Linked DNA regions of Mus musculus: region 2 is linked to region 1. A link is a loop called in an ENCODE intact Hi-C map of the cell type or tissue named here. Cell type or tissue: gastrocnemius. All regions are shown on one strand. Each heading gives the region's core, and the rest is flanking DNA. Links, peaks and the distances in the headings are about the cores only. Region 1 holds the start of Mkks (McKusick-Kaufman syndrome). Region 2 overlaps Snap25 (synaptosomal-associated protein 25).

Region 1 (16,424 bases), core at 3,280-11,279:
TCATTTTGTGTTCTAGGTATCTGAGTTAAGTAACAATTTTGGACTAGTGTAGAAAACCAGTGCCTGCTTCCCATAGCACTGGTGCTACTGGAAAACATCCCACACCTTAATTTACAAATCCAGAATAGCCAATGTACTGGGTGAAGTAAGCTGCAAACAGTTAAACTAATGCAAATTAGTAGATAATTTAGATCATAAAAAATGAATTCCAAGTAACTATTTGCATGTTCTTAGTAACTTTCATTTTGGTGGTCACTAGGTTGACAATATCCAATGTTTGGCATACATGGTTTTTAGTGAACTTTAATTCAGTAGGTTGTAACTCACAAGGCAGGTGTGATAGCTTGTGGTCAGAACTTTATGACTAGCCCCAAAACACAGGTGGACCTTGCTCAGCAAAAGGCAACCACTGCAATCAAAATGAACGTAACTGATAATTTGAGCTTGTCAGTGCAGTTATGGGTACATTGATTTGAGAGGTGACTCATATGAGAAATTCAACTTATTTTTGTCCTAACCATGTATGTGTGCTTTGCCTGCTGAGTTTGTGATTGTTACTCACCAACTAATTTTAAAGGTCTGAGGGCCAGGCCTATTAGCATCCGTGTCAGTAAAGAGTGCCCTTTGATCTTAAGAACTCAGCTATAGATATTCTTGGTAAATGTCCAGCATAGATATATTTCTTGGAGTTATAATAAAAGTGGAGAAAATGAAGCATTCCAGCCAGAAAAACCATGTCCTGAATGTTAGAGGATTTAAAAGCTTTGTAAATTTAAGACCTTATACTTATGTTAGACCTTTCAACTGCCTATACAATATCTGAGGGTTAGATCACAACAGACTACACCTGAGGTTGGGAATGGCCACCGCCGTTCTAGTTTTTAGTAACTGGGCAATGGGATCTTTTCTAGAAACAACAGACATGCTTACAGATGATATAAATGCTGTAAAGTTGGTGGCTTCTAAAAATGTTCAAGGTATTAACAGTAACACAAACTAAACCTCTCTGCTCAGAAAGAGTGATGCATTAACTTTAATGGGCAAAAGCCAGGAGAGCCTTTTACCTGTCACTTTGCTTAGAGATTCCATCAGAGTCACCCCAACTCTGTCGATGGCCATAACGTGGCGCTCACTGAAGAACTGTTTCAAAGATGGGTGGATTACTTTTTGGCACAGGACAAGGTCTACATGATCAGTGACTAGTCGCCTTCCTAGATTAAGCAACTGCTCTAAAACTGCATTCTCAAGGGACACTTGGTAATGGGCCACCACCACTCCTTCTCCAGCATTAGAAAAATCTCCAGATAAAGATGTACAGAAGAGTGCCACCCTAAGGCCACTTGCCTTTTGAGTGGGTAATAACCTCCTTAATTGAACTTCTGATGCTTCAATGAGTAGTCCAGGTAATACAGTAGAATCTGTAACTCTTTGGCCCTTTAAGGGAACAATTATACTCTTCCCTAAAACCATTCGTTCTTCTGTACTTTCTGGAATTGTAAGTAAAAAAGCTTTCAAAATCAAAGCACCTATGTGATCTGTTTCCTTTCTGGTGAGCATACAGGCTGGTTTGCTTGTTAAGATACTGTGTACCAAGCTGAGGAAGGTATGTGTACTTCTGAAGTCAACTGGGATTCGACAACTACAGGCTTCAGACTTGAGATAACTGGTACAGAGACTCAAGAGGTATTTATTTAATTTAATAGCAGTTGCGGGTGTCAAATCTAGTCTTTGAATATTTTCAATCAAGTTGCAGCACAGAATGGCTGTGAATAAGCCGCAGTCACTGAAGCAGGACACGTGATTCTGCACGGATGACGTTAGGATCTTTAATACGGGATGGGTGACTGAAAGGTTTCGAAGCAGGGCTGAGGACTGTGAGGTTGTGTACACACAACCTCCCAATCCATTGTGTAGCTGCTTCAGCCTCCCTGAAGGGCCATAGCATGAGGCTATGACTCCTTTCAAGACAGAAAGTGTGGACCTGACTTTCTCACTTGTCAATGGTTCAGTTTTACACAACGATGGCTTCTTAGCTTCTAACCGAGACATCCTGCTTCAGGTGTAACTTGTGAAGGCAGCTTTAGTTTGTTCATATGGCTTTCATTTTATTGCACTGTCATGTGTTTGAACATTAAAGACTGGTCTCCAGGTATGAGTCTGCACATGCAGCATTACCAGCTACAAAATCAAGTGGTTTCAGACAATAACCAGCATAGATTAATTTAATGACATTAATAATCCAAAGTCTTTATTTTGCTTCATTCTTCAATATTCTTTTGTCTGCCTCTGGCCTCAGACCTCACAGACTCTTTTGCAACTCTCTGTATAAAGTATGTTCCAAGATGGACGCCTATGAAAGTCACCCCAGCCACAAGAAGCCAGTTCTTTCTAATCCAACTGGGGTTTTTCATTTCTTCTTTTATTATCAAGTTCAGATTCAAAGTTGCTTCTTTCTATAAGAAATTAAAAAAATTTAGAATAATTCCATAATACTTTATAGGTAGCAAATTTAGTAATTTTAATACTCTGCTCAATTTTAAGAAAGAGAATGTTAACTGTCACAAGCCTACTGGAAGTGAGAAAGGGAACCCAATGGACTTAATACTCCTTTGCTTCTAGAAGACAAATGGCACATTAGAAAACTGAGGCTTTTTCACCCTTACTGACTAGTGTTCACAGTAGTAGAAGGTACTCTGCACACTACCCTAAGAGAAAGAAACATCAACCCAGCTACGAACCCTTTGACCTCCAACAGTGACCTGTCTGCACTATTGCTGGTGCACTAGTGGTACAACCATGTGAGTAAGCAAACACTACGTGATTGGATTTTTAGGTCCATTTCATGAAACAGAACCCATGCCTGACACTGCCAAAGTGGTCAATAACCTGAAAATAGATACTTAACCTAGAGGAAACCCCAGTTATTCTGTTAAGAGATCATGGCAATAAAATGACTCCTATTATAGATTAGAATCTTGTTCAGCCGTCATCAGAGAAGCTTCTTCCTGTAGTAGATAAGGACTCAGAGTCTCACAAGAGGAAAATGTGCAGAGAATGAGAGACCTTGAAACACTCAATCCTAAATGGGAAATCTTCATCAAACCACAGGAACCACGTGGAAGGGGAGGTATAAAGAGTATAAAAGCTAGAGGTGATGGATGACTCCCAAGAAAACCATCTTCCAGACATAGTAGTATGGCACACACATAAACTCACAGCAACTGTGGCAGTTTGCCCAGCGCCTGTACAGGTCCAAAACAAAACGGTTTCCAGTGCTGAAAATTTCTTTATTTGGTGTAATTAAAAAAAAAAAATCATTGTTTAGCTTTGAAACTACGCTTGAATAGGAATGTATAAAGATAAAATCCTGTCTGTACATAACATGACAGCAAGATAGCTATGATGGTTAATTTTAACTGTTAGCTTGACACATTCTAGAGTCACTGTGATGGGAAACTCAATGGGGTAATTACTCAATTAGTGAGAGACCTGCAGTGTGGGTAGTACCATTCTCTAAGGAAAGGATTTTAGAAAAAAAATTAACATATATAAATACACACATACACACACACACACACACACACACACACACACACACACACATATATATATGTATATATATATATATATATATATATATATATATATATAGAGAGAGAGAGAGAGAGAGAGAGAGAGAGAATGAAAGAAAATTGGGTGCGTCAGTGCTCTGTGCTCTTGACTGTGGATATGAGACTAGCTACTTTAAGTTCTTGTCACCTTAGATTCTGCACAATAAAGAACTGTAGCTTGAAATTGTAAGCCAAAAAATAAAAAAATTCCCTCCCACCTTAAATTTGTCAGGATATTTTGTTAAAGTAACAGGACAAGAAACTAAATCAGTAGTTGCTAGTATTCCTACTGCACAAACTCATTAGTATAGTCTGCATTTAGTTGAATCAATCTGCAAAACAACTATATTAGTATACAAACTATGCTATAAAGACTCGGTTAAAGTCAGAGTTAATTTTATAGTTTTAAGTACTAGTCTATTATTTTTAGAGTCCTTAGTTAACTAATGCTCACCAAAATGTTGATCAATGCAAATAAATACAGAAGCCCTAAAGAATGTCCTAGCCAACCAAGAGAAAAGGGGGTCATGACTCGTCACAATCTCTGCACCACACAATGTCATCACATCCCAGTGGAGATGCATGTGTGCAGCAGCAGTCCACGTAAGCCTAGGGAGTAAAGTCCATGCTGGGAGGCATGAAATCCTGACAACTTAACAAGGTGAAGATAGTAGAATTATTTCAACGGTTATTTTAGATTCAGCAAAATCTTAACAATAGTAGTTATTTTTAATAAAATCTTAAATCGTCTTCCTACTTTCTAGAGAAAGGGTCCCATGTAGCTCAGGCTGGCCTCAAATATCCTAGGTAGTCAAGGGTAACAATTAACTCCTGAGCCTCTTCTCTTCAGACATATGAGGATTGCTGCATGTACCATCAGATCCTCTAATGTTTTTTCTTTGTTTGTTTTTTCGAGACAGGGTTTCTCTGTATAGCCCTGGCTGTCCTGGAACTCCCTTTGTAGACCAGGCTGGTCTTGAACCCAGAAATCTGCCTGCCTGTGCCTCCCAAGTGCTGGGATTTAAAGGCATGTGCCAACACCGCCCGGCCCACTCTAATCTATAGATGACTGAAGCATCAACAAAATTTTGCTTTCTAAATCAAGAGAATGTAAAGTGTTACTAAAAATATGATTGCAGACTACTTTCTCCTAAAGAGAATTAGGGCTCTTTGTAAAACTGACTCATTTTAGGCCTGAGGCAAAAACTACTCAAGCTGAGATTTCCACCAAAGACTACTTGGGTCACGTCAAAAATCCAACATAAGCACCGACTTAGTAAGATGCAAGAAGGGACACTGAACACTGCAGACATGGTGATGGCCATGGAGTACACACTGTGTAACCACACGCTTAAATTGACAGCAGATACTCAAACTGCCAGAGCACTGATGCATTTGGAAGGCAGACAGCATGTTCCTTTACCTATTCTGTACAAATGCATTCTGGGCTAAGTGACTAATTGAGGGGCAAAATTGAAGCAGAAAAGAAATGGTCCAGAATTTGAGCAGCATAATTGGGTAGCCCAATGACAAGATGGATTGGCCCATCACAGTAGTTGGTAAATTAAGGCCATGGACCACAGTACTCCATAGCCTATTTTTGTAAGGCGGTGTACTACAAGGGAAACAAGCTCCTTCACTTATCCTGTTTATTAGTTCATACAGAGCTCAACAGGAACTTTATATTTATGGGCAGCAGGAAGTAAAATGTTAACGTAAATCCTCCTGTCTTATTGTTCTCTCCTATATCCTGGGATTACAGGTGCCGGCCACTATACCCTGTCCTCTAATAAAAAAAAGTTAGTGTGTACCACAATCAACACAATTCTCAGAATGGAAGGCATTTCTACAGAGAACTTAAAGTTTAGGATTAAGTGGAAGAAATACTTCCAATTGCCTCAAGTCAATTCAAATCAAGTCTTGCTGCTAAAGGAGTTTGACAAATACATAGCTGTTTTTTGTTACTTTGTTTTTACTCTCCCAACCCACCTCCCAGTTTGACTCCATATCAATGGATAGGAGAAAAAGGATAGAAAGAGGGAGGGAAGGAGAAAGAGAGAAAAAGACAGAGATAGAGAATCTAATTCCTTTCCTTTTGTTTCTTCTTTGAGCATGAATACTAACAAACTGCATACAACCCCCCTCACCCACAAAGAACCATCAACCCCACCTCCTGGGGCCCTAGCATTTCTATGCTCTCTGAAGTTTCCAGAATTCCAAATATCACACACTTGCAGAAACTATCTGCAGCTGAAGAAACCATGCCTCTGCTAGCTCAGCAGGCAAATCATAGCTGCTGAGGGACAGTCAGAAGCAGACCCATATCTCCACACCTGAAATCCAAAGGAAAGCACTTTCTTATACTATTTCTGTGTTTTTTAAAGACACAGAAATGCCACAATTGTCACTATGCAAAAGTTTTGCTTTTTAAAACTTTTCAAATTTTGGGATTATGAATGAAGGATTAGAGACTTGAATTATATAATCACATCCTCTTGATTTCAGTGATTTTTATTCATAAATTATTTTGAACTGCAAATATGCCTATCTTTGTCTTAAAAAAAAGGGCTATTTGGATGTACCTTAACAAAAAAAATAACAGTTTATTTATTTTCAGTTTAGTCTTTTTCTTCCTGGGAAATAATACACTGTTGACCAGATTTAATGGAACTTACCTGAAAACTGCAAGATGGCTACTTCTCCTAGGTTTGGCTCTTTGGTGGACTTGCAAGTCCCAGACTATCCAGCTCAGTGGTATCGTCCTTAGGAACTTGGAAGACAGGGCTGCTTTTGATTCTGTGCCACCCCAAATGTATGAACCCAATTAATGGTACCATAACCATCAGAACTTTGTACTCTCTCCAGAGATTCTGAAAGCTCATAGTCTGTTGACATCAGCACACCTAAGAAAAGATTAAAAGGGAAAATTAAATCAACTCCAAAACATAAATGGTCTCAAATCATGCCAACAAACACAAACAATATTGTATTTCAATAAAATTTCACTTATAGCTTGGAGAGATGGCTCAGTGGCCTTGCTTTTCTTGACGAGGACCTGGGTTTGGAACCCAACAACCACAAAAACAGTTTACAACCATCTGTAACTCCAATTCCAGGGGATACAACACTCAGGTCTCCGCTGGCATCAGGAACATATTCAGTGTGCAGACATATAGTAAAGATAACTACTAATACACAAATTTAAAAAATAAGTTGACTATAAAGATATTTTTCAAGCTGGGTGGTGGTAGTGCACAGTTTTAATATCAGCACTTAGGAGGCAGAGGCAGATGAATCTGAGTTCGAGGCCAGCCTAGTCTACACAGTGAGTTCTAGGACAGCCAGGGATATACAGAGAAACCCTGTCTAGAAAAAATGGAAACAAAACAAAGAAAAAAGGATATTATTCAAAAGTTTAGAAGGAGCTTCTGCTTGGGAGCACTGACCTAGAATTTCCACAATGGTATGAAGATGAACGCCTCCCAGTGTGTGGGGACATTTGTCACAGTGGTAAATGAGCCTAGTGCATCACATTTCATGTTCTGAGCCTGCCTTGGATTGCAGAGGTTGACCATGGTCTCATGCTACCTGCCCTAAATCAGAGCACAAGTGTCTACACCATCAATTCTGCCCTAAATCAGAGCACAAGTGTCTACACCATCCATTCTGCCCTAAATCAGAGCACAAGTGTCTACACCATCCATTCTGCCCTAAATCAGAGCACAAGTATCTTATAGTTACACCATCCATTCTGCTCAGATTAGCTCCATTCACCCTAGCTCGTTTTTACTACGGAAGGAACACTGCCTGAACGAAGTTCTACACCTCCACCTTGTTCTAGTCTTTTGGGCAACCATCCATATGGGCCACCAAGGGACAACAATGAGCTACATACATCAGACCACAAGTATCTTTAAAGTCTATTTCTTTTCTATGATGGCAACTCTTCTCTTTTCACTTCTGCATTAGGAGATTTTATCTCTTCAATTCTCCAGTAAGACTTTAGTCAGGTTTTATGTGATTGTTACATTCCCAAGCTGAAAGAAATGACAGTAAAATGGAGAGAGAAAAGGCAATTACATGTCCTAGAAAATCCTAAACACTTGGGTCTCGATATCAGATTTCTCTGTTCTGTAACAGTGCCAGTTAAAACAATTGTTTAGTTATTTTCTACTAACATTTGAATACAGGGTTCTTTGACTTTTTAAAAAAGAGATTCTTATTCTGTCTATGAGGTTTCCTGGGCGCCATCTGCTGGCATTCTGGGCAGTGTGAAGTTTCCTTCGGCTTAAAATATATGAAAAACAAAACACTCATGAAGAGAATACCAGCGAGGTTCTTAAAATTAATTGACCTGGCTCTTGTGCTTGGGATGTCTGATATTAACTATTACTTTGTCTTTAATGAAAATGTTGATGTTGGATAGTTGTAAATTCCAATCATTGACTTGAATAGTTCTTTTAAAAATACTGTCCTTATAAAAACAGTTGTTATTTTCAATTTAAGCAACAGTCCAAGTTTGGTCTTTAGTGTAGACACCAGGCACAACTGAAAAAATGGCTAGAAGAGAAGATTCTTAAAGTTTTCCTCTTAAAGAAACAACCTTTGAAGAAATAGCTATGTCTAACTGGACTTAATCATCATGCAGCATATAGTGCCGTACAAGTACAGATTTAAAGGAAAGGAATCCATACTGTGTGCACGCCTAACCTGTCCAGCATGGCAAAGAGAAGAATGGTTTGCCCTCCCCCCACACTTTGTAGATATCTCCCCTAAAATGGCACAAATTTTGTTAGACTTTTCTAGTCGTGTAAATACACATACACCAAATTAAAACTAAACTTCTACTCCCAGTGAGCCAATGGTTTGCAGTTGAATTCTACAGTTTCCACTCTACAATCTTACTGCTTTTCTCACTCACCACTCAAGGACAGCTTGATCAACATCTAAGTTGGGGAAATCTATTTGATGTCAGTAAAGGTAATTAAAACCAAACAATACTGAAAACCTTATATGAGCATGTCACTAACTATAAGGTCTAAAATGCAACTGATGGATGCCTGAGAAGTACCAACCTTCTGGCAGTCTGTGATTCATTAGAAAGGACACAGTGATTTAGAGCTGTCTCAGATGTCTCCCATTCCATTCCACTGATTTTTAAAATTATCATCTAATATTATTATATCTGAGTTATAATTATCCTGATTGTCATCTGGCCTTGGCACTAGTGTGGGGAAAGAGAATGGAAATTATGCAGACTGTTCTGGATTAAGTGTCCAGTTGTTTGGCCCTCAGTGTGACAGCAGGGTTTTTATCTGTCTCTAAATTCAAAGGGCCAATTTCTACCCTTCATCCTTTTTGAGATTTTCATTTTTTTCTACCTTTGTATGGGATACTGATCCCTCTATTTCTTGTCCAGTCTGTAAAAATGTACTTGTTCTAGATCTCATTTTAATCTTCCCTACTGCCTAGATTAAGTAAGCGGTACTTCTGTTACCTATGGTCTAGTCTCATTTGCTGTCAGTTCCAACCCTATTGGTCCCTCTTCTATGTCAACCTACTACTCTTAAAGGTCATCTTCCTCTGCACGCTTGTGACCATTTTTCTCCACTATAAAGAAACAAAGGTTGTAATCTCAGGCCTGGGAACTACAAGAGAGTCACTGAGAAGATAGCATTATTCCAGGTCATCCATCCTTCAGCAAAAGAGCAAATACTTAGATGACATAAAACTGTCTCACAACTAATTAAAACAACAAAAACCAAACTGATCTGAGTCATGAACAACAACAAACTTTCTTTCCTTCCAAACTGCTGTTATACCTGTATTTTATTGGGGGGGGGGGGTCAGACAAAAAGAAAGAGAAAGCAGGGCTGGAGAAATAGATCACTCAGTAGCTAAAATCTTTTGCAGAGGACCCACATCCGGTGACTCAAAACCATCTGCAACTCTAATTCCAGGGGATCTGACAGACCTTTAGGTCTTTAAGGGCACCTGCAACTCAGTGCACATATCCAACAAGGAGACACACATCTATACATAATTGAAAACAATACAAGATTAAAAATATACTAAGCTATCCAACTCAGAAATCTGGATATAATGTATTCTACATTTCCCCTCACTCTTCAAGACTGTCCACATCCTGACATCTCAGATGATCTTCCTAAGATGCAGTGACGACACTTAGGACCTCTAAATGACTTTCTTGTTTTGTGGTCTCATTATCAGTAGCACTAGTCACTGGGGAACTTAGTAGAAATGTAAATTCTCAGGCTGAACAACCACAGAAGCCAAACTCCAGGGTAGTGTCGAGGAACATTTAATACGATTCTCAGGAAGTCCTAAAGCTGAGTTTACAGGCGACTGTTTTAGTGACCTCGATTGTCACTGAAAACCTTTATACTCCTAACAGGGTTACAGTTTAATCTGTTATTACAGCATACAAAGGCCATCCAGATTTAGTTTTTCCCAACGAGTTTTCAGAAAATCGAGTAAACCAGGTCAATATGGCTGAGTCATAAAGCAATAACTTAAAGGGATGAACTGTAGATTCCTATCGCCTGGACTTCAAATCTCCCCTCAATCCTCTTTACACCTGTACTGTCTCAGCTAAGTCACTGGCAAGAGTACTAATGAGTTCCACATCAAGAACCTGCTGTGCAATACACGCTCCTGCCGCAGCCTGGACTCAGTGATAGATAGGTAAGGACTGGTACTCAGTGATAGATAGGTAAGGACTGGTACTGTGCTTTGATCACCGGAAAAGGGAGGATGTGTTTTTCCTTTGCCTTAAAAAAAAAAATGTTGTTGAGATTCCATGAGGCAGGGTCACATGTAACCTGTGCTGGCCTCCAATTCATTATGCTAGACAAGAAAATGAAAATAAAATATTCAGCTGGGCGTGGTGGCGCACGCCTTTAATCCCAGCACTTGGGAGGCAGAGGCAGGCAGATTTCTGAGTTTGAGGCCAGCCTGGTCTACAGAGTGAGTTCCAGGACAGCCAGAGCTACACAGAGAAACCCTCTCTCTAAAAAACAAAGAAACAAAAAAATTAAATTAAATAATAAAATAAAATTTCAGATTCTCAAGAAACAGGTTTTGTGGTTTTGTGTGTGTGTGTGTGTGTGTGTGAAAGTGTGGAAGCCAGGTAAGCAATGAAGGAAATAAGAAAACTTTTACAGCACAGAAAAGCTGCAAAGACAGAATGGATGGCACTTATGTTTGTCTGAGGACAGTTAATAAAGAGTTGGCAAGTGATCAGATGTGTGAACTTCTGGATACCTAATCTACATATACAGAGGTGTTAGGCAATACCAGAAATTTTGAGCAAACATGACAATCAACTTTAACTTCTATTACAAATTAGTTATCTTCAGAAAATTAATTAGAAACCAGTAAATAACAATAACGAAAAACCTCCAGACCACCTCACATCCAAACTATACATAGTTGCTTATTTGGGGTAATCTCTCCATGGCAGGTTGTGCATGTTTGATATCAACAGACACTAACCAGACTCTGTGTCCACTGAGGTGCCTGGGTCATGTTCAGAGAATAAGGGGAAAAAGCAAGAAATGATGAGAGATATGTAAATCTCAGAAACTGGCTAACAACCCGAGAGTAAAACTCCAGAATGACAACTGTCTTTTTGCTTGCCTTGAGTAGTTTAGGCTGTTCATTTCCCCCAACGTGTCAACTTATTGCTTTCTCAAGATGCCAGCAACTGTAAATAACGTGCATTTTAAAGGTATTTCCAGTTCCTGTGGCATTATGGGTCTGTCATTTCAGTTACAATTCTTGTGCATGTGAGTTTGAGGAAGCTCTATTCAAACTCTACCTGATATTGGTCACTCCTCCTCACCCACACTGATCCATCATCAGATAGTCACATCCTGAAGCTACTTTGTTTTTATTGTTGTTGTTTTGTTTAGTTTGTTTGTTTTCCGAGACAGGGTTTCTCTGTGTAGCTCTGACTGTCCTGGAACTCACTGTGTAGACCAGGCTGGCCTCCAACTCAGAAATCCGCCTGCCTCTGCCTCCCAAGTGCTGGGATTAAAGGCGTGCACCACCACCGCCCCGCTCTGAAGCTACTTTGAAAGCTGTCCTTGGGCCAATCCGGTAGCCAGGTGCCTCTGTATCCCCGCCCCCAAATACCCTTGTCCCAACCACTCGCGACCTTTCCGTGCGGGGACGCGGTGAGGCCGCAGGCTGGCTTCTCCACCAGCGGCCTGGCCCCTCTCACCTGCCCACCAGCAGCTGCACCTCTAGGTCAGGCCACCTTCACCACCAGAAACCAGAAATCGCGCTTGCACAGCAACCAACCACGCAGCGGAGCGCCACCACCTTTGCCCTGCGCGGCAAGAAGGCGCATGCGCAACTCTATGCTCACGCGCACCACCCCTCCTTCCCCCGCCCCTCTTCCGGGGTTTGCGTGAAGCTCCCGCAAAGGAAAGCTGCGGCCGTCACCGGAAATCTTACGGGCAGACGTGTATTCTGTCTGTGCGCGCTACCAAAATTGAAAGGTCACATCACATCACATCACAGCACCAAGAAGGTGGCAGAGCGTGCGGCTCTCTGCTCTCTCGAAAGGTATTTGTAGAACGAATGAAGCTGTTACCAGTCCTAGGTGGCGTTTCCTCTGTTCTGACCAATCACAAGGCGCCTTGCCCTGTCACTCAGTTGTCAATTCCCACCTCTCTCAGGACGCCCTAAGCTGTAGAAACTGGCTCCGCCCTGCCGGTCCGAGTGACGTCAGAGAGCGAACATGCGCAGACAGAGCCTGTCGCCATGCAGGAAACTTCCGCCCAGTCTAGGAGCGGGGTTGGCAGAAGTCGGGAGTCTTCAATTCAGTGCCGGATCCGGTTGGTTAATTTCCTTGGCTTTGCCTTTCTTTTTTTTTTCTTCAGAGATAAGTCTTTTATTCTTTTGAACCACCCGAAGCATTATGAAATTATGTTTAAACATATTTTATTTCGCTTTTCTCTGGCACCGTGAAAGGCACCTTTATTTTTCAACGTATCTTTTAATCTTCCTCATTAAAAATATTTTCTACTCTTGCCCTATAGTTTTGTGATACGAAAAACACGGCTTTTGTTGTTGTTGTCCATCAGTACATATCGTTGACGTACAGTGATACATTATCTGCCAATTGTATTTGTGGCTTTTCCAACCTCTTAAAAAAAAAAAAAAAATCCGCTTTGGCCGCCATTTTTATTTTGGTCTCCATAAAGCGTTGATATCATCGACAGAAGCCATTTTTCGTTTGGGCAGTTCTTTCCGGCTATCCCATTACCTTAGCCAGGGCTTCGGGCGCCATCGTAGGTGCTGGCAGTGGCTTCCAACCGAATGAAGTCGATAATGCCATCTTGTGTTTGGGCGCTGGTTGCATTCTCTAACGTGCGAGGGGACGCTGGGAAACGGGAAGTAAGCCAAAGCTGCTGAAGCTTGGTCTGCCGCCTTTTTAGTCTGAGTTTTCCCGTTCAGGTACTATACTAGTCCACCAGTGACCCCGGACAGTAACAAAGCATTACAGCCCGAACCCACCTCCCGCCACCATCGTAGGTAAGAGCGTGTGATACTTCGTTCGGATAACCCAGCTCTTCCCTCAGTTGGACCGAACTGTTTGGCCATCTTATACCAATACGTATTTTTGTTTTGGATTTTGGGACTTAACACAATTTTTCTCTTAGGTATTCCTTCTCTTTCCATTAGAATTGTTAAACACCACTGTTCAGGAAGACTGAGATTTAAAGGGACAATAACGTTGAGGGAATTTCCGTAGAATAACAAAGCAAAATGGATGGAACAGCAAATTTGATCATTAATTGTATGGCTTTCTGCATCTATAGAGGTGAATATAGCTCCCAGAGGACTTTAAAATGTGATCAGCTGTGTTTGTATATTCTTCCCATTCATTCATTCATTCATTGAATTTGTTGAATACTTAGCTAGTTTTGTGCTATAAAATATAGAAGTAAACTTCAAAACAAAACAAAACGAAACCTCCTTTTCATCCACTTGCTTTGATATATCCAAAGCTGGGACCAGGAACATAATGTTCTAATGTTTTTTTTTTTAGCACTGCTGGACAAGCAACTTCATGTTCTCACTTCTCGTATTTCTTGGATACTGTATATAGCCATAATTGTAAGGCTAATAGTCCAGGTAGCATGGCCTTGTTGCTCAGTGTAATCATCGACCAGCCATCCCAGCATCTTCTGGGAGCATGTTTCTTGGAATGAGTAGAAGCTGCACTTGGGCACAGTATAATAGTGACTTGGAAACTTTGGACTGTGGCTTACCTTAGCTTTTTGTAGCACCAGGCTTTCTTCTGTGTCTTCTTGTATGAGAAAAGAAAATCAGTAGTTCTCAACCTTGGCTGCCCATGACAGTCACCTGGGAAGCTTCTAAACCAGACTTCAGACCAGTTGCAGATAGAAATGGAGACTATGTGGAATATAGATGACACTAAGGTATTTGAGACATGGTTTTCATGCTGTTAGGCGTAAGATTGGTTTTCACCTTCCCTCTTGGCTTTACTTAAAATACCATGGAGACAGGGAGGAGTATTAGGTTGGGTGGGTGTTGAACCAATGTCCCAGTGACTGGTTACCTTGTCAACCAGCTTCCCAGTAATTGTTACTTTGCCATATATGTCTTTTCCTTAGTCTAAGTGGGAAAGAAGAATGAACACCATTTGTTTTACTGAGTCTCACATGAATGTTTCCATTGTGGATATTCATGTTTTATGAGTATGTAGGAAAACATTATTACACTGAAATATTGCTTGTTTGCAATTTTTACAGTGCTACTAAGGGTAGTGATGTAGTGTGGATGGGTAAAAAAATCAGTTCTGAAACGTCTTCCCTGACTGTACATCCTACTTCCTTCACCCCAGCTCCATCTCTGAGATCTAAAAGACAGTTACCCACCCTTGTGCTTGAGTTTCCTAACTTGTAAGGTAGGACTCCTGTGAGAGTTAGCTAAGTTAATACAAGCAATGTGCTTCCTAAGTACCTGGCATGGGCTGGAGAGCTGGCCCAGAGTCAAGAGCTGTGTGCTGTTCTAGACAACCTGAGTTTAGTTCCCAGCACCTATGTCAGGCAGTTCACGATTGCCTGTAACTCCAGCTTCTTGGGAACTCAGAGGTGTCTGATGTCTGCGGGTGCCTACACTCACATGTGCAAAGGTGCACACAGTCACACCCCCATGCACATAAATTAAAAAAATTCTTTTAAGAAGTACCTGGCATATACTAGCAGCTATGAAAATATTACCTGTAGCTGTATATTTTATTATATTATAATTACAAGTTTGGATTATTAAGATTTTATTTATACATTCCCATGACTGAAATTCTTTGGCTTTCCACTTTGTGCATCAATTTGAAAAACAAGGTGGTCTAAATACATTACCCAAGGCCAGGAAGATGATTTTTAAATACATTTTTTAAATCAAAAGATCTTCTTTTAAACATAGCCTTATTGAGATGAAGTTGTAGTACAAATAACAGCATTTCTTTAAAATGTACCAGGTGATGTGTTTTACATATATAAACACTGGTGAATCATCATCACAGTCAAATAATGAACATACCTATCACGCTCCAAAGTTTGATCATGTTCCTTGGTAATTCCTCTAGCTACTTTTTTCTAGGCAGCTGCTGACCTATCAGTATAAACAAGCATTTTCTAGATTCTTATTTCAATTGGAATCTCGTACTATGGTTTTTAATTTGAGAGGGAGTATGAGTAATTATTTTGAGAACCATCTTTGTTATATTGATAGCTCATTTCTTTCTTTCTTTTTTTTTTTCTTCCTAGTTAGTTTTTTTTTTTTTTTTCTTTTGTGGTGCTGCAAATTGAAGTCAGGGCTTAGTGCTTGTTAGGCAAGTGCTTTATCACAGAGCTACAGCCACAGACTCTTCAGCCTGTTTGAATCGCTAACTGCTCTCAGTGTGTGGCTATACAGTCATTGTTACAACTCACTAACTGATAACCATTGAGATTTTTGTTTTCAGTGTGCTCATTTTTGCATAACTATGTTCTTCTCCAGATTATTTCAATAGAAAAAAGTTATTAAAAAAGTTATTTAGTGCTGTCTATATACTATGAAAACAGAAGAATATAGTGGTAAAATATTTTGTGTTGGGATTACCTTTCTCTTATATAGTTTATGCCTTAATTTTTTATGAAAAAAATATGCCATTTTAGAAATGCAAAATGTGTGGCTGGAGATGTAGCTCAGTGGTAGAGTTCTTGCCTAATATGCATGTGGTCCTGGGACCAACCTGCAACTCTGTATTTAAAAAAAACAAGAAAATTCAGGTCTCAGGATTGAACATTTCACTGGCTAGGCAAGCGCTCTATCACTGAGCTATTATTCTAGCTACCCCCGGCCCCCGACATTTTAGTTTTGAAATAGAGTCTTACTAAGTTGCCCAGGATAACTTATAATTTCTGTCAGTCTCTGGAGTAACTGGGATCACAGGCTTGACCACCTGATTACTTATTTTTATTCACTTTTTAAATTGTGTGTACACATATGTATCTATGTGTGGTTATGTGTGAGTGCAGGTGCCTGTAGAGCTCAGGGCAGGGTGTAGGATCTCCTGGAGATGGAGTTACAGATGGTTGTGAGCTGCTGAGGTAGGTAGGGACTTACTCATGTATGTCCAATGCAAGAACAACAAGGTCTCTTACTGCTGAGACATTTCTCTAGGCCTAGGATTATTATCTCTTGATTATTATCTCTTAGATATATTACTATATGTCTAATCATTTAATCTGCCTTAAATCTTTAAAGTTTACT
Region 2 (16,424 bases), core at 3,635-11,634, 150 kb before region 1:
TGGAGGCTGAGTCTGCCTCCTAAGAATGGCAGAGTTTGTGTACAAGCAAATTCAAGCAAAACTCACAGGAACATGAAGGAAACAGGATGAAACTGGGGAGAGTTAAGCATGGGTATGGGATCAGGTCAATACTGTGCCCCTGATCCCCAGGGATCTCTGGAGTAAAGATTGCATAGAACCCAGCTTTGAGATTGGGGAGGTGACTTTTGAAGGCTTATATTACTCAGTTTTTGGAGGACTGTACAAACTCCCAGGCATCTTCAGGGGAGGATGCTCCTCTTAGCCACAGGCAGGGCTCAGTAGAATCCCAAATGGGAACCCTGAGCCACATCAATGCAGCATCTGAGAAGCAGACACACCTGCCAGGAAAGACTAAGAGGAATAGGGTTAAGATACCTGCACCGTTTCTTATAATGGTTATAACTTTCCTGTGAGAGGACAGAGGGGCAGTGTGGGTTAAGAAAATATGAAGAAGCATAAGGCCCAAATGTCTAAATAAGTAAGTTAGTACAGGAGGCTTGTAACAAGAGAACCCCCCTCCCCATTGCCCACAGATTCTATTTGAACTACCCATAAAGAATCAACTGCCACTTTGCACTCAGTTTATTGGTGTTTCATTCACCCAACTCTCAACCACAAAGCTTATATCTGAATATCCATTCATGCCATATAAAAAGTGAGGATTTGGCCTCTGTTTCTGCAAACAGACAAGTCCAACAATGAATGTAATGCATTAGCAAGGAATAATAGGCTGGGGACATAGCTTAGTTAGAGTACCTGCCTAGCGTTCACAGGATCCTGATAATGTAGGCTATGTCCCACAGCTGTGTAGTTCCTTCCGATGTAAATCCATGGGTTTTGAAATTTGCCTATATATCAGAATATGCAGTAATCTTTTTTTAAGTTTTTTAATTTTTAAAGAGTGTATATGTAGGGGGTGCATGTAAATACAGTCCCAGCAGAGTCCAGAAGGAATCTCTTGTAGCTGGAGTTGCAGGCAATTATGAGCCACCCAACATGGGTGCTGAAAGCTGAACTTGAGTTCTCTTTGAAAACAGTATGAACTCTTAACCACTGAGCCATCTCTCTAATCCCATATCCATTAAAAAATAATAATCCCAGAGCCCAAGCCTGGTTTAGAGTAACTAAAGAAATCAAATTATAATTTCTAGAGTGGTTTTAAACTATAGATTTTGTTTTAGCATAATTTTAGACTTACACAATAGTTGATTAGATGGTTTAACTTTCACCTAATTTCCCATAGCACCTTACAGCACCATGACTCATTATAATCAGAAAATCAATATGGGTCTATTTAGCTAGTAAGCAAAATTTCTGAAAGCGAATACGTTAGCGTAAAGGTCTGTTACAGGCAGAACACATCCTATATTTATTTGGATTTCCTCAGGTTTTCTAGTAATGTCCTCTTTCTATTCCAAGACTTCCAGCCTTCTACTGTGGACTAAGCTGTCAGGTGTCCCCTGTCTTTTCTTACCTTCGAGTGTCTCGATCTTTCTTTATCACTCATGCCCTTTAACAGGCTTAGAAAACATTGGTCAAGTGTACTAGCTACTTTTTATTTCTGTGGTAAAATACCATGACAAAAAGCAACTTAAGGAAAAATGTTTAGTTTTGATTTATGGTTCCAGGGGTGGGGGAGAGACAGACAGACAGATAGAGACAGAGAGAGACAAAGAGAGAGAGCGAGAGAGAGAGAGAGAGCACATAATAGCTGAGAAGGTGTGGTAGCAGGAGCAGGAAGCTGGCTGATAACATCTTTATCTATAAACAAGAAGCAGAGAGAGCAAGTGGGAAGTGGAGTGAGCTATAAAACCTCAAAGCCTACTTCTAATAGTATATTCCCCTGAGCACCTCCTAAAGGTTCTATAAGGTCTACAAACAGCACCAACTGTATGTCTCCAAATGTATGAGCATATGGGAGACAGTATTCATTCAAACCACACCACCATACCACCATACCACCACACCACCACACCACCACACCACCTATTTTGTAGAAAGCTCCCCAAACTGGCTTTGCAATACTTCATAAAACAGAATAAGAATAAACTGCCTTGTTTGGTTGAGCTATATGTTCTTAGGCTAACTATGGCAGAGATGAAGTGTCCTGTTTGTCATAACATGTCAAGTACATGTGGTCAAATCCAAGTGGAGTCACTGTAATGTTACGAGTCATTACTTGCTGATGAGAATGTTTGCAAAGTCTTTCTGTCTCTCTATCTCTCTGTCTCTGTCTATTTCTCTCTATCACACATGTAAACACAAACACTCACATACACACATTCTTTGTCTAACATGTACAGGACCTGGTGTTACATCTCTAGTACTACATATGATTAACAATAACAAATTATCCAATAAATCCCCCCCATCTGCATCTTCATGCCTTGTCTTGCACATTAGCGAGACCAATCTATCCTTGTTCGTTTTTAGTTCAGGATAGTGATGGTTACTATCAATGCAGAAAATGCGTCTGGTTCTGAGAACTTGGATGAGCTATGGACCGTGTCTAGTGAAATAAATGTTTACTTGAGTCTCAGAGTTTACAAAAGTACTGATCCCAGGTTTCTTGGTATTATATTTATGTCTTCATCCCGTCTCCAGACCCAGAGTAGTGCACTGGATTCACTAGGTGTCATGGTGTCAAACTATCAGAGTCACCTTTCATACACTCTGGGAGTTCCCACAGAACTACTTGCTGTTCGTTGTGTGTTAGAAATGAATTACTGGGCTGGAGAAATGGCTCAGTGGTTAAGAGCATTGCCTGCTTTTCCAGAGCTCCAGAGTTCTATTCTCAGCAATCACATGGTGGCTCACAACCATCTGTAATGGGATCTGATGCCCTCTTCTGGTGTGTCTGAAGACAGCTACAGTGTACTCATATAAATAAAATAAATAATCTTTCTTTAAAAAAGAAATGAATTAGTAACTACGTAGACTTATGACCATGTATTATGATTTGCTTACTTGCTACCAAATCCATATTTGGAACATGGAAAAAACATGTAAATCATAACTCATGTTTTATTTTTCCTGTTTTTTCACCTTTTTCTATCATAAACTCATCTCTCTGCTTGGTGTGTGGCACATACACACTTATGTGACCTATAGTCTCAGCTTCAGGAGGTAAGGCAGGAAGATCACAAATTTGAGACCAACTTAGTAAGACTGGTTTCAAAGGAAGAAATCATTTTCTTGCTTATAGTATATGAATGGGATAAAAATATGTCAATTTATTTCTGATCAAAATTATAAGCATGCCTTTCCAGAGCCTGACACTTCAAAGCTCTATGTCAGCCCAGGTAACCTAATGTCAGATAGTACTGGCAATATCTACAGAAGTTCATTAGAGTTCATTCTATTCCTTAATAAGGTGAATCCACTCCGTTTGGAGGTTGGTAGGTAAACTTGGAATTCTAATGATTCCACTGTGAACAGCTAACTCTAAACTATTTCTGAGCTGCCACATTTCAAAAGCAGAATCTCAAATTGGATTTTCCTGGTTTAGAGCAATATAGAATAGCAAGTATGGATGTTATGTGCACGTCTGTGGTGGTCTGAATAAGAATGGTTTTCACATACTCATAAGTTTGAATACTTGGTCTCCAGCTGCTGGAACTGTTTGGGAAGGATTGGGAGGCCTTGCTGAAGCTTGTGTTATGTTATGTTATGTTATGTTATGTTATGTTATGTTATGGGGTCAGACCTTGAGGTTTCAAAACACACATGCCATGCCCAGTTTGCCTTTCTCTGCCTCCTGTATATTGATCAAGATGTGAGCTCTCAGCTATTTGTGTTGCTATGCTTTTGTTCCACCATCATGGACTCTAATTTTTGGAACCATATGCCTAATTAAATGCGTTCTTTTATAAGTTCCCTTGGCCATGCTGTTTTGTCATAACTATAGAAAAAGAACTGAGACCATGTCTACCCATGTACGTGGGGGAGGGGATGATAAGACACAAAACAAGGGAGAAAAGAAATGGAAAGAAGCGACACTTTTATGTTCTTCTTTGCCCTCAGATGTAGGCTGGGTATCTGAGCCCAGGATATTTTGAGAAAGAAGAAGTGGCAGGTGACAGGTGGCTCTGACGGTCACAGGTGAGGAAGGCCTTTGCTGTACACAATTCATGGGTTCTTCATCTGTGTCCTTGCTTTCATGTATGATGCACCCACAACCTGAGTGACTCAGCACACTCGCTGAGGAATCTCACCTCCCAGATGAGTCTCTTATACTTCCTACTCAATGGCTATTTTTTCATTTTGCGACCCCTTGAAATCCAAAAACAGACAAGCTGAGCTAATCATGTGCTTCTAAGTGGCAAGAAAGGGATAGGAGACCTTGGCACTAATATTGATTCTATAGGCATAATTACCAGCCTCTGGGGACTTCACTCTGGCTACAGCTCATGATATTCAGTCAGCGCTAATATTTGTCAAATATCTATTACGTCTCAAACCCTATTCTGGCATCCAGGCCCAGGTTAGCACAAGGGTTGAAAGCACATGTTCTAGGCCATGATCTAAGGGGAAGTTACTCAACCTCTTGTGCCTCATCTTCTATGTATGTAAATGAGAGTGATAATAAGGCCCTTCTTAGTTTACTGACATGAAGCAAATGCCACACTGTTAACTCTGCTTCCTCTGGGCTCACGGGATGACTTCCTACCTCTAATTAAGACCCAGATGACCCCAATGTTAGACAAATAAAAAACTGCTTATGAAGAGGCAAGAATCCTACTTCCCTCTTGGGTTTTGGAAGAGCTGCAGGGGTACCCAGCATTCCAGATCTCTCACAAACTGATGGCTATAATCAGAGTGGTAAAGAGAAGCCAGCAACAATCATCAGTTCCCATTGGTGGTGACATCTGGTCTAGCTCAACAGCATTTGTGTGTTGTAGGGGTTGGTTATAAAATGAAATGTGGTGAAAAAAAAATCTAGTTTCACAGACTCTCTTCTTTCTATCCTAACCCCCAACTTCAACTTTCCCTCACAGAGCATGATAGGCACTAACTGAAAATAAATTTCACTTTCAGTAAAGAAACAGGCTAAGAATAGAATCACTGGTTGTTTCTCAGATGCCATATGAAAAATTTAGATTAAGTCAAGTTTCCTTTGTTCCCCTTGGCCTATTTTCTTTTATTAAAGATTCGAAGGCAGCACCATCCATTTCTGACATCCCTTGCGAGCATGCTTTGTTTCTGCTCTACTTACTGCCTGCTGCTTACTCAAAGTGATAGTTATACTATCTGAAAAACTCCTAATGTAAGAGAATGAAAAGAATTAAGCCATCTTAGTTTGAAGGGCAGGCTACGGAAAGAAGATAATGGCACCATAGTATCCTTAGTTATTCTCAGTATGTCAGTTAGCTTATGCTGTGTAACAAATGACACCCCCCCTTTCCAAACTTAGTGAGGTCAAAGAGATTCATTTATTTAGCTTTTCATTGTGCAAGTCAGTAGTTTGGACAGAATTCATCACAACTCATCATAAAGTTAGTTAGCAAGATCATTTACTGGCTAGTTGATCTACAGTGCCCCTTGCAAAGATTTTTCTCTGTTCCATTGAGTCTACCTCGTGATCCATTAAAGTAGCTAAGGTCATTCACCTTCTCACTGCATGGATACAAAGAGGGATGAAGAATCCCTCATTCCAGGCAAGATTCATTTCCACAGATTGTTTTCCTGATGTCCTAGTCTACTTTCTGTTTATAAACACTGTGACCCAGTGCAACTTGCATTTCACAGTCCACTGTGAAGGGAATTCAGGGCAGAACTCAAGGCAGGAACCGGGAGAGGCAGGAACTGAAGCAGAGGCCAGGGAGAAGTCTGCTTACTGGCTCACTCCTCATGGCTTGCTTAACCTGCTTTCTTATATAGCCCAGAATTACCTCTTTGGTATGTCATGGTCCCCAGAGTACTGGGTCTTCCAACATCATTCATCAAGACAATGCCTACAGGCCAATATAATGAGAGTATTTTCTCAAATGAGATTTCCTCTTTCCAGACATCTCTAAGTGCTATCGATTTGAGAAGTGGGGAAAAGAACTAACAAGGGCTAGTTCAGCAGAATCCCCTGGGTGGCTCTTTAAAGCACAGATGGCTGATGTCCATCCCAAAACACTTTGTGACTGGTGGGACTGAATCCTCGGAGTTTGCATTTCTAACCCACTCGCAGGAAATGCTGATACTGCAGGCCCATCCACCTCACAGTGAAGTGCTCTGTTCACAGCAGAATGGAGGAGCACACTAGTCACTCTGCTTCACAGAGGAAAAAATGCAAGCTCAAATTTAATGAGGAGGTCATGGACACACAGCTGGATGACCCTTTCTAGTGCTAATTCATGGAAAACCATTAGTCCAGGCTGCTTTCACCTCACACCAGAGCCCATGTCTTACTTCTGGTGAGACTACAGCGCTCAGAGAGGTTGTTCAACACTTCCGCAGAGCTAGGTATATTTATACTGCAGATGGAGAGACTGCAATCATTTATTTCCCCATTCATTCATTTCCTAATGCTGGACCCTCACTGTGAAGGCCTATGGACGAACGTGGAATGACTCTGCAAGTAGCCTCCCCAGACTGAGACACAAGTTGTGTTTCTCACTAGAGGAATAACAGTTTTCATCAAGTGAGGTCTGAGCAGAAAGAAAAGCATCAATACATCACCCTTTAAGGCTACAGAAAAGAACCCTCTCCAAAGGCTTTGGTGCTGTTTCTAAACAACTAAGAGTCTCTTATTGCTTTTGCTGGGTTTCTTAGGGGGAATAAAAGAACCATCCTTATACATTAATTCCCTCCTGGCTCTCATGAAATGGGATGTAGCTTTTCTGGTCATGGTCTGAGCCTGAAGCTTTCCGGGTGTTCATACTTCTGTTCAGAGTGTGGTCTGTGGACCAGCAGCCTTGTGAATCCTGTAATGAAAATGCTAATCGCAGGCCTCGGCACAGACCAACTGGCCTGGGCCACTGTGGGAAGAATTCAGGGCTCTGTATGTTAAACAAGCTCTCAAGGTAAAAAAAAAAAAAATTGTAGCTAAAGTTTTAGAAGTATTGTTCTTCAAAGCTGCACAGAGCACATAATCAGCCCTCGTGTATGGTTTCTATGTGAATAAATGCAACCAATCGCAGAGAAAATCTGTTCATTTTTTTTATCAGTGCTGAACATATGAAGACACTTTTTCTTGTCATCATCCCCTAAATAACACAGGATAATCAATATTTACATGTGATTATATTGTACTTCATACAAGTAAACTCTTAGGAGAGAGGTCTGTGTCATTTTTTTTTAAGTGTCACAAAAGATGTATAAAGACAAAAGTCCAGCCAAGTTGCCCTAAAGACCTTCAGAAGTCTTTTATTTGTGATTCTACAGCGGGATAATACCTTGCTCTCTAAAGTAGAAGGAGTGTGTGAATGGACATAGCAAAGGAAATGGGCTGTTCAGACAGCAAAAGGCTCAGGAAATAAGGAATAGAGAGTGGAAAGCAGGTGTCACCATTATCCCCTTATAGGATAAAGCAGAACCGACCTCATCATGCCAGTTAAAGCTAACTTGTCTGGGCACATTAGTATCTCTCTCTCATCTTCACCCCCCCCCCACACACACACACCTTTTTCAACGTTAGATAAACAATTTAGTGTTGGTTGGGGACATGGAAGTTTACCAAGAATGACTTTAAGTTTGGCACATGGGATTAATGCATGGCATAGCTCAAACCAATGGCCTCTCACACATTTTGTGACAGGAATGTGTGCTCCATGGTTCTCATGTGCCAGGCACCTGGACTAACCCACTTCCGTGTGAGAACCAGTCACAGTGAGCAGGAGGACATGAAGAACCCAAAGGCAAACAGAACAGAAGTGCCAACACTGAATGCCTAAGAGTCACAGAAGCTCCCAGAGGAGCCCTGGGCCCAGGCCAGCAGCCTCCTCCAGGAGATGCTGTTTGTGTTGACTGGAGGGCAGGGCAGGAGAGAGGATAATATAAAGGCGAGTGTACAGACATTTGGAGGATTTCAGTAAAGGCAGAAAGCCATTCTCATTGGGCCTGTTCCTAAAGGAACAGGGATTAATAAGCCTGAATTCTGATCCCTTGGAAATGTCAAACAAACCTGAGGCTGCTTCCAAAAAGGAACACAAATCCACTTGGAGGAAGATGCGATGCCCTTGTGATTAAAGCAGCTAACCTTTCCTGCATGGGTTCTTTTTCTGTTGTGTTATTCATGAACTCTTTCATTTTTGCCACATCTCCTGAAGTAGCCAAATGCACTGCAGGACCAGAAACTCCTGTTTGCTCAAAATATGTTCCTCTTCAAAAGGGAACTCATGGAAATTTTAGATATTTGTAAAGCTACAAAAGAGGAAATCTTAAATCTAGGGAGCTGATAAGACCAAGAACCTTGGGTACACTAGTATTCACTGAGTGCATCTACTGTCACATAACAAAGACAGAGTAATGAAATTCATAAGCTTGCTTTCTTACATGGTCACCAAACCTTCTACAATCATCTGTAACTCCACCATCTTTAAGGGGAAATTGAAAAATCTCTTGTTTGTTCTCTAGAAGATTTTGAGGATATTTTCTTACATTTAGGTACACTGAGGACACACAAACAATTTTGTAGTGGCAAAGAATAATTTCCCTTTTCCTTTAATTGAAGGAAAATTTATACAATGTATTTTGACCCTCTTTTATCCTCCCCCAGATCTTCCTAGATCCTTCCAGATCCTCCCTCCCTCCCTGCTCAACTATATGGTCTTTCTCTCACGTTCAAAAAACAAAACAAGAAACAACCATCCCAAAATAAATCCCCCCAAAATGAAAATGAAAACAAACAAAAGACCAAGGAGGCAAAAATGCCAGAAGAAAGCAGAATAATATAAATAGTTCACAAAAATACCACTGAGGTCCTTTTATGTTAGCAAACTACTCCTGGCCAGCCATGGAATAAGTCCTGAAATGTGGCTGATATACCCAGTGAGACTCCACTAGAGAAAACAAAATTTCCCTTTGCAAGCAAGTATCAATTGCAATAGCTTCTTAATTAGGGTGGAATTCCAGGTCCACTTCCCCCTCTATCTAGTTTGAACTTGGGCATGTTATGTGTGTGTTGCCACGGTCCCTGCCACAGTGAATTTGCATTTGCATCACTCCTGTTGTGTCTGGAAGGCACTGTTTCTATGAAGTTATCCATCTCCTCTGGCTCTTGCACTCTTTCTGCCTCTTCTTTCACACAAATCCCTGAGACTTTGGGGGAGGGGTTTGACGAACACTCCATTTAGAGCTGAATATTCTAAAGTCTCTCACTCTCTGCACATTTCCCAGTGATTGGTCCCATCTACTGAAAGAAGAAGTGTCTTTGAAATTCGCTAAGTGAGGTTCTGATCAGCAGGCATAACAACATGCAGTTAGGAGTTATTTTATTGCTAAATTCTTTTGGCAGACTGATGGTTTTAGGCTTTTTCCTAGGCCTAAAACTTATCTAGACTTGTCTACTCTCAGGTTCTTGGGAACTTTAGCAGAATCAGGTATGAGTACCCTTTCACAAAGTGACCTTAAATCCAAGCAGAAAGTGGTTGGTTGCACACATAGCATTTGTGCCATTATTGCATCAGTATATTTTGGAGGGCAGGTGACTGCTTTATTGTTGCAGAATTTGTAGCTGGGTAATATTGATGACTACCTTTCTCTTCTAGTAGTATGCAGAGTACTCTACAGATACTAGTAATAGTGTGAATCTTTGTTGATGGACATATAAACTGTTTCCAGTCTCTCTGTAGTATGATGTAGAGTCCTTTGAGTATATGCTGAAAAGGATCTTGAGGTAGATGAATTCTCAGCTTCCTCAGAAAACTCCACACTGATTTTCATCATGGCTGTACCAGTTTGTACTCCCATCAACATGAATAAGTGTTCCAGTTTCCGTGCATCCTCATAATATGTGCTATCATTTGTTTTGTTGATCTTGGCCATTCTTACAGGCAGAAGACAAATTTTCAAAGTAGTTTTGATTTGCATTTCCCTAATGGCTAAGTGTTGCTCAGTCTGATGTGTTTCATCTTTTGAGAACTCTTTGCTTAGTTCTGTACCCCAGTTTTAATTGGGTTATTTGTTGCAAAGGATGATTTTTAAAGAATTAGATCATGACTTTTACATGAATCTGTAATAAGCATATGCCAAAGATTGTTTTAGATTCCCAGAGTATCTGAGGAACAAATATTTATAGTCAGTCAGGAGAGGAAAATTGAAATAAGTTTATTAAGACAATTTCTAGCAGATTAGTGCACTATGATCTTTGTTGACAATGTATTTTCAACCAGAAAGAAAGAATTTGTATCTACAATGGGTCAAGGGCCAAGCTCATTTGTTTAGTCTTCTGTAAACAAATATCCACCTTTAAAATCTAATCTCTGATTAAGAAGAAGCAAGGGTAATAACTATTAGGGGATGATAGATGCATTCATTTTCTTGTGGCAAGGGCTTCATGGTAATTTATGAGATTTTACATTTAATATGCACATTTATTTATATCAGTTATACTACAATAATGCTGTTTAAAAAAAAAGAAAATCGTAAATCACTGGATGAAGGCACCTGCCTGTAATGCCAGGAGTTGAGGAGCTGAGACAGGAAGTCCTTGAGATCCAGGGCAACCTGGGCTACAAGGTGAACCTGGACAGTTAAACAATTAAACAGATATTCGAAGAAAACCATATCTTAGAAAATTTTGTAGTCTTTGAATAAGTCTAAAGGTATTAAATGCTCCAACACAATGAAAAAGAATGATTTTCTGTCTTGTATATTTAAAAGTTGGGTAGTGTTTTTAACATTAACCTAAGTAAGCAATTCTGGCTCTTTGGAGTCATTTCCCACCTCTGCAGCTCTGTGGCTTACTGCCTCCAGGACCCAGAGCTATGCATTTAAACCCTCTTAGCCTTGCATTCCTACCTATAGAACTGAGGATAGTAAAGACATTAGGCTGACTCTCATTTAAATTAAAAAGGCTAATGAGAAATAATGGCCTGCCATTCTTTGGCATTTTCCACTTAAAGTCTTTAAGTGACATAGGAGGGTCCCTTTCCTTCAAGCTTGAGGACATCTGAGAGATTGGCTTCAGTTAGGAAATCAGAAAGACCTGGAAGTCTGCTCTGTTGGCATTTGCTAAATCAGAAGCCCAAGGTAGGCTTTTGAAGAGTGTGATGACCCTTACTGCCGACCTTCCAGCTTTTCAAAAGCCTGGTTGTTTTCACAGACAGGCAGGAGTGAAGCTCTTTAAAGTTAGCTGTAACTTGCTCACCTTGCCACACCCTGAGTTCAAGCCAGGAATCAAACACTTGCTCTTCCCAAGAGCCTGTTATCAAAACAAAGACTAGATGGGGAAGGATGTGTGTGTTAGAGTAATCCCTTCCTGCCTTTTGGAATGACAGTGTGGGACACACTCACACCTTCTCCTAGACCCTCCACCAGTTCAGAGCTGTAGTATATGACTTCTCTGAGGCCACACAATATTGTTGAAAGCATTGCCATGAGCTACCACATACAAGGACCCAAGCAATGCTTTCTAAGCTCCCAGTGCTCACTCTTGTTCTCATCAGGGCTTTCAAAAACTGTCAGCATGATTTCTTTTTATGCATGCTATCAGCCATTCCAAAGGTGGGCTTGGGGATACTGATACAAGTTATCTGACAGCTATATATGCAGTACAATGAGATAAAAAACAAACTTCTCTACGTAGTCTCTGTACTCTGGGCATTAAACGAAGGTTTGGTACCTGCAGAGGGTTAGTCAGGCAGTTTGCAGGGTGACCTGGCCAGGCCTTCCATCCTGCTGCCTGGCAGGGATCCCTCTACAGGATGTGTCATCATGTTCCCACAGAGCCCACAGATGGCATGAACCTGTTTTTAAGATGGCTCCTCCCTACAGCCTGAGCTGTAAGAGTCCCTGAAGAGCTCCTGTTCCAAGCCCTGTAGGTCCCTCATGAGATACCCTGGGACTGCCTGTCAGCCTCCTTCATAGCTTCTGTAGGCTTTGCTGCTGGAAAACAAACAAACAAACAACCTAAGACTTTCCTCACACAGGGAGCTATTTCATCCCAATGCCAGAAATGCCTGCATGTTTATGTGCCCCCCAAATGTCCTTAGCTAATGACTGCTCTGAAAGTACAGAAGCTCGGCTCCTGTTCTACTGAAGGACATGTTCTAAGTGGCGTGTAAAGTAGAGCTTAGAGCTCTATGCTCCCTGCAAGATAAGCCACATGCAGGGAATCCACCTTGCTTGACCTCCTTTCTTTGGACTTACTCTCTCATCTGCTTTCCTGGTCTTCTCTAGGAGAACCCCTTCAGTAAATTGTTTGCATAGAGACTCTTGGCTCAGGGTTGAGAGAGGCCCACCATCTCTCTCTTAAAGTCCCATAAGAGAAGTGCCTTTCTGAAAACAGCTTGCTGAGTCCTGAGGGGAGGCAACCTTTAAAGTTCCAGACAGATGGGTCTTGGCTTAATCAATGTACTCATCCCAGGGCTTTTGTTCAGGCACACTTTGGGACTAAGAGCTGAAACAGCATTGGGTCATTCAAGACATTAAAAAGTTACTGAGAATTATCTGGGAAAACATCCATTACCCAAAGGCAAGATCTGCCTTGCCTCACTTCTAAAGGGAACATTGTAATATCCTGGGAAGTGCTGCTGATTCAAGAACTGCTGCACATGGGTGCAGCTTTGTCTGTGCCACAGAGATCTCAGGGAAAGGTTCCTAGCTTTCTCCACCAGTTCAGCAAGCACAAGTGCTCTAAAGCTTCAGATAGCTCCTTTATTTGCAGTAAAAGGACGAATCAGACTTAATTGCATGCTAAACATAAATATTTGCTACCCAATGCCCTTGAAACATAAGAGGGTTCCCTCCCTGGAGGGACCAAGGCAGCTTAGAGACTAGCGTTAGGAAAAGGGGGCTTTCTATAAGCTTGGCTGTCAGTATTGGCTAAATCATAAGTCCAAGGTGGTTAACGGTTTCTAAACCAGTTAGGTTTCCAAAAGCCTGGTTGGTTTCACAGACACATATAGAAGAAAGCACTTTGTGCTAGATTTGTGTTAGATTGTTCAAAGGCTCATCAAGTGATCCCTGATTACTTGGCCACACCCTTAATTTTATTCCTTCTCTGTAGTGTATCCTTCAAAAGAGCAGGGCTGTGGGGGTGGGACTTCTCTGAAGCAAACCATTTGCAAGACTTGTTCTCTGTTGCTGGGTCATAGGGGAAGTACAGTGAAGGAGGGGTCTCAGATTCAAGGAAGCAGAACTAAGAGTGATGATGCTAAAGAAGTATAACATTATTATTATTATTATTATTATTATTATTATTATTATTGTTGTTGTTCATTTTTCAAGACAGAATTTTACTTCTGTGTAGCCCTGGCTGTCCTGGGACTCACTCTATAGACCATGCTGGCCTCGAGCCCAAGGATATGCATCTTTCTCCCTCCAAAAGGGCTAGAATTATAGGCCTGTGTAACCAGCTTTCTCATTTAATTTTAATTTTAATTCTTTTAAGGAAAACACTTTGCAGTCCGGGTACTTTATTTCTTTGTGTACATTAGGCCATGAATTCATGTGGAGTGGACTCCAGCAGCTCAGGCTCTTTTCCGTTAGTTCTCACAAAGTGTGCTTCTCTGGGTGGCGCAGGCTGGCGCTTCAGCTGAACCCAGGGACCCTTCTCTTTGGCTTCCTTTTTCTTCTGGTCGTTCTCCTTCACCCACTTCAGGAAGCTGTCTCTGCTCTTCGAGTGCTTGATGTGCTCAATCCACATTGATCCTCTTGGCCAGAATTTTGCCCTTAACTTGCTTTTTCACAATGATGCTGGGTGACATTGTAAACTTTTCGGGTTTTGCCATGGTAACACTTATGGGGCACTCCTTTTTGAACAGTGCCCATTCCCTTGCTGTCTATAATATCACCCTTCTTGTAGCTTCACATGTGTGTGGTCAAAGGAACAACTCCATGTTTCCCGAAAGGCCTAGAGAACATATACTGGGTGCCTCTCCTCTTTCCTTTTGTGTTGCTCATTTTGGCGAGTTACTGGAAGATGGCTGCTGCAGCCGAAAGCTTACTCATTTTAAACAATGATTTAGTAAATCTACCTTCTCTGCATTGCATCTCGGGACTCATATAGAAGAGAAAGCTTAAATTCCTCACTCATTGGAATTTTTTTTTCTGTTTTCTTGAACAAGATTAAAAAGGCCTTTCTCCTTTTCTGTATACTGTTTCCCTTGACAATTTTGAATTTCCAAGTCTTTGTGTGTATGTAAGTGCATGCATGTTCTCCTTTGACACACATGCTCCCCCACACAGATACAGACATGCCAAATAAAATGGTTTCTTTTTTAAATTCAAGCACAGAACAATGAGATTGTGAGTTCTTTTTAATTTTACGAAAAATTAAATAGATAGGTGACAACAATATATAAAAATAGGTCCAACTGGATCCAGAATTAGTAACCATTACTCTGCAGTTCCCTTTCTATGTAGGGAAGGCTGGGGTGTAAGCAAGGCTGTGGAGGTTAACAGGAGCAGATGGATAGAGGCAGGCTGTTACAGACAAAGCCACAAGCTGCTTGTGGGCAGATTAAAGGCATCTCAGGGAGGCTGAGCTCTGGTTGTTTTCAACACTAATGAGTGCTCTATAAATGAGCCTGAGTTAAAACTAGAAGGAGGTGTTTCTAAGATGCAATAATTGTTAACATTTAGATAAGAATGTAGCCTGATACATTCAGTTCTAGCTTTGCCAGGCAAATTTCAAGTCTATTCAAAGTGCAACGTCCCGGGTTTTGTTTGTTTGCTTGCTTGCTTGCTTGTTTTTGTTTTTAACAGTGTGCTCTATTTTAAACGGCACGAATCAGGCAGTAATGAGAAGATGTCTTAATGACAAGGAACTGCTGAGAAAAATAGCAAATCAGACTTTGGACTTTTCCCACTTATACAAAAGATACAGTTACCACGATTAGAAAAGTTGACCTAAAGAGTAACACTGGGGCAGGGGAATGTCAGGAAAAAAAATTAATTAAATTTAATTTAAAAATTTAATTATTCTAGTCATATAAAATATTTTTAAAATAAAACATAAGGAAATCATGAGTTTAAAAGGGTGAGCTGCAAGGCTCCATGAAATAGTGTCAGAGGTTTTTAAACGCTCATGTTCCTTGGCCTGTGAGTCTACGCTCATGGATAAGGAAATAATACAGGATGTGCTGGAGTCTCTGTGTACATAGACTTGTGGCAGTATAGTTTATCATTACAACATAAAAGAAAAAAGGGGAGGGAGGCAGGCAGATGGACTAAACACCCAATAAGATTAACCAAATAAGCCATAAATGTATATCTATGATGGGCCACAGGTCAGTCTTTAAAGTGGCATTTGATCAATGTTTAATGAAACATCTCAGAAAAGGATTGATAATTGCAGAAAAACTGGGTAATACATGTTAGTTTTGACCACATTTAAAAATAAGCTTCTGCCCCTCTCCGACCTCATACAGGCACAGATGCACATCGAAGCTTCCTGGTCAAATTTAAAATAAGCCACATGCATTCTGGGACCCATTCTCAGGGAGTCTTATAGAATTGGTCTGGGGTGTGACCCGGCAGTGGGTCTTCATTAAAGCTTCTCAGGAGATTTTCAGTTTTCTTTTCAGGTTTGAAAATCTTAAAAGTAAAATAAAAATAAATTAAAATAAACAAAAAACAACAAACAACAACCCTCTTCTCACACAGTACATTCTGAGACACCATAGATAGCCATTTTTAAAAAACAAGCAAGTTACTTGGTAGCCAGTGTCAGGTTCGGCCACACAGTACTCAAAGTGAAATTGTCTTGCTTGTATCCTTAATCTTACATACAACCTTAGAAGGAGAGCCAGCTAGGGAAACATTATGCATATTTTTCCATTTGTCATGCTGAAGTACTGTCAAATGGACTCGGTGATTGGCCAACTCCCCTTCTTTAGTTTACTAAAAACTTAAAGAAAAAAAATTCCATTAATTTCTACACTCTATGAAATCCATGTTTGTTAATGTGGGATTAGTGTTTGTGGTTTCCATCTAGTAAACCAAAGAAGTACAGAGCTGTCATGTCACAGCCCTACAAGATATCAGCCAAGTCTATATCTGGGTCAGGAATCTTATCCCAGCATTATACACAGGTCATCTTTAAACTGGCTTTGCTATCTTGTTGGTTTTCCTCACTGGAGAGTTAGATTCATCTTTGACACAATCTTTCTATACTCCCCTGAGAGTTCTGTGTTAAACTTCTGAACCTAATGCCTTTAAAACTACCCAAGGTCAAACATGGATTTGGAGATAGGAGATAAACAGCTCTCCCTGATGGCAGATTCGATCAAAATCGTCTCTCACAGAAA

Evidence for each region. A loop is a pair of places that touch in the nucleus more often than their neighbours do. Peaks named below come from ENCODE experiments on the same cell type or tissue, not always from the same donor. Only the 100,000 strongest peaks of a DNase experiment are listed, where the experiment ranks them.
Region 2: a loop joins it to region 1, with 2.0 times the contacts of the local background. A loop is called at or near these places in 3 of 42 quality-filtered maps.

The regions. Positions count from the first base shown.
Region 1 is chr2:136,879,187-136,895,610 of GRCm38, forward strand. It overlaps Mkks (McKusick-Kaufman syndrome), which reads right to left and starts at 12,220. Exons shown (of 6, transcript NM_021527.2): 1 at 11,857-12,220; 2 at 6,287-6,514; 3 at 1,065-2,453. The coding sequence starts at 2,049. Slx4ip (SLX4 interacting protein) reads left to right here and starts at 12,982. Exons shown (of 8, transcript NM_028834.3): 1 at 12,982-13,175. In gastrocnemius, for the core only: a CTCF peak has its summit at 7,864 (motif pointing left); a DNase peak (open chromatin) is centred at 7,863; H3K4me3 peaks cover 472 bases; H3K27ac peaks cover 178 bases.
Region 2 is chr2:136,730,540-136,746,963 of GRCm38, forward strand. All of the region lies in intron 1 of Snap25 (synaptosomal-associated protein 25), which reads left to right. Among named protein-coding and RNA genes, the nearest start is that of Gm32659, 24 kb to the left of the region's middle. In gastrocnemius, for the core only: no CTCF peak of the experiment used is centred there; a DNase peak (open chromatin) is centred at 7,925.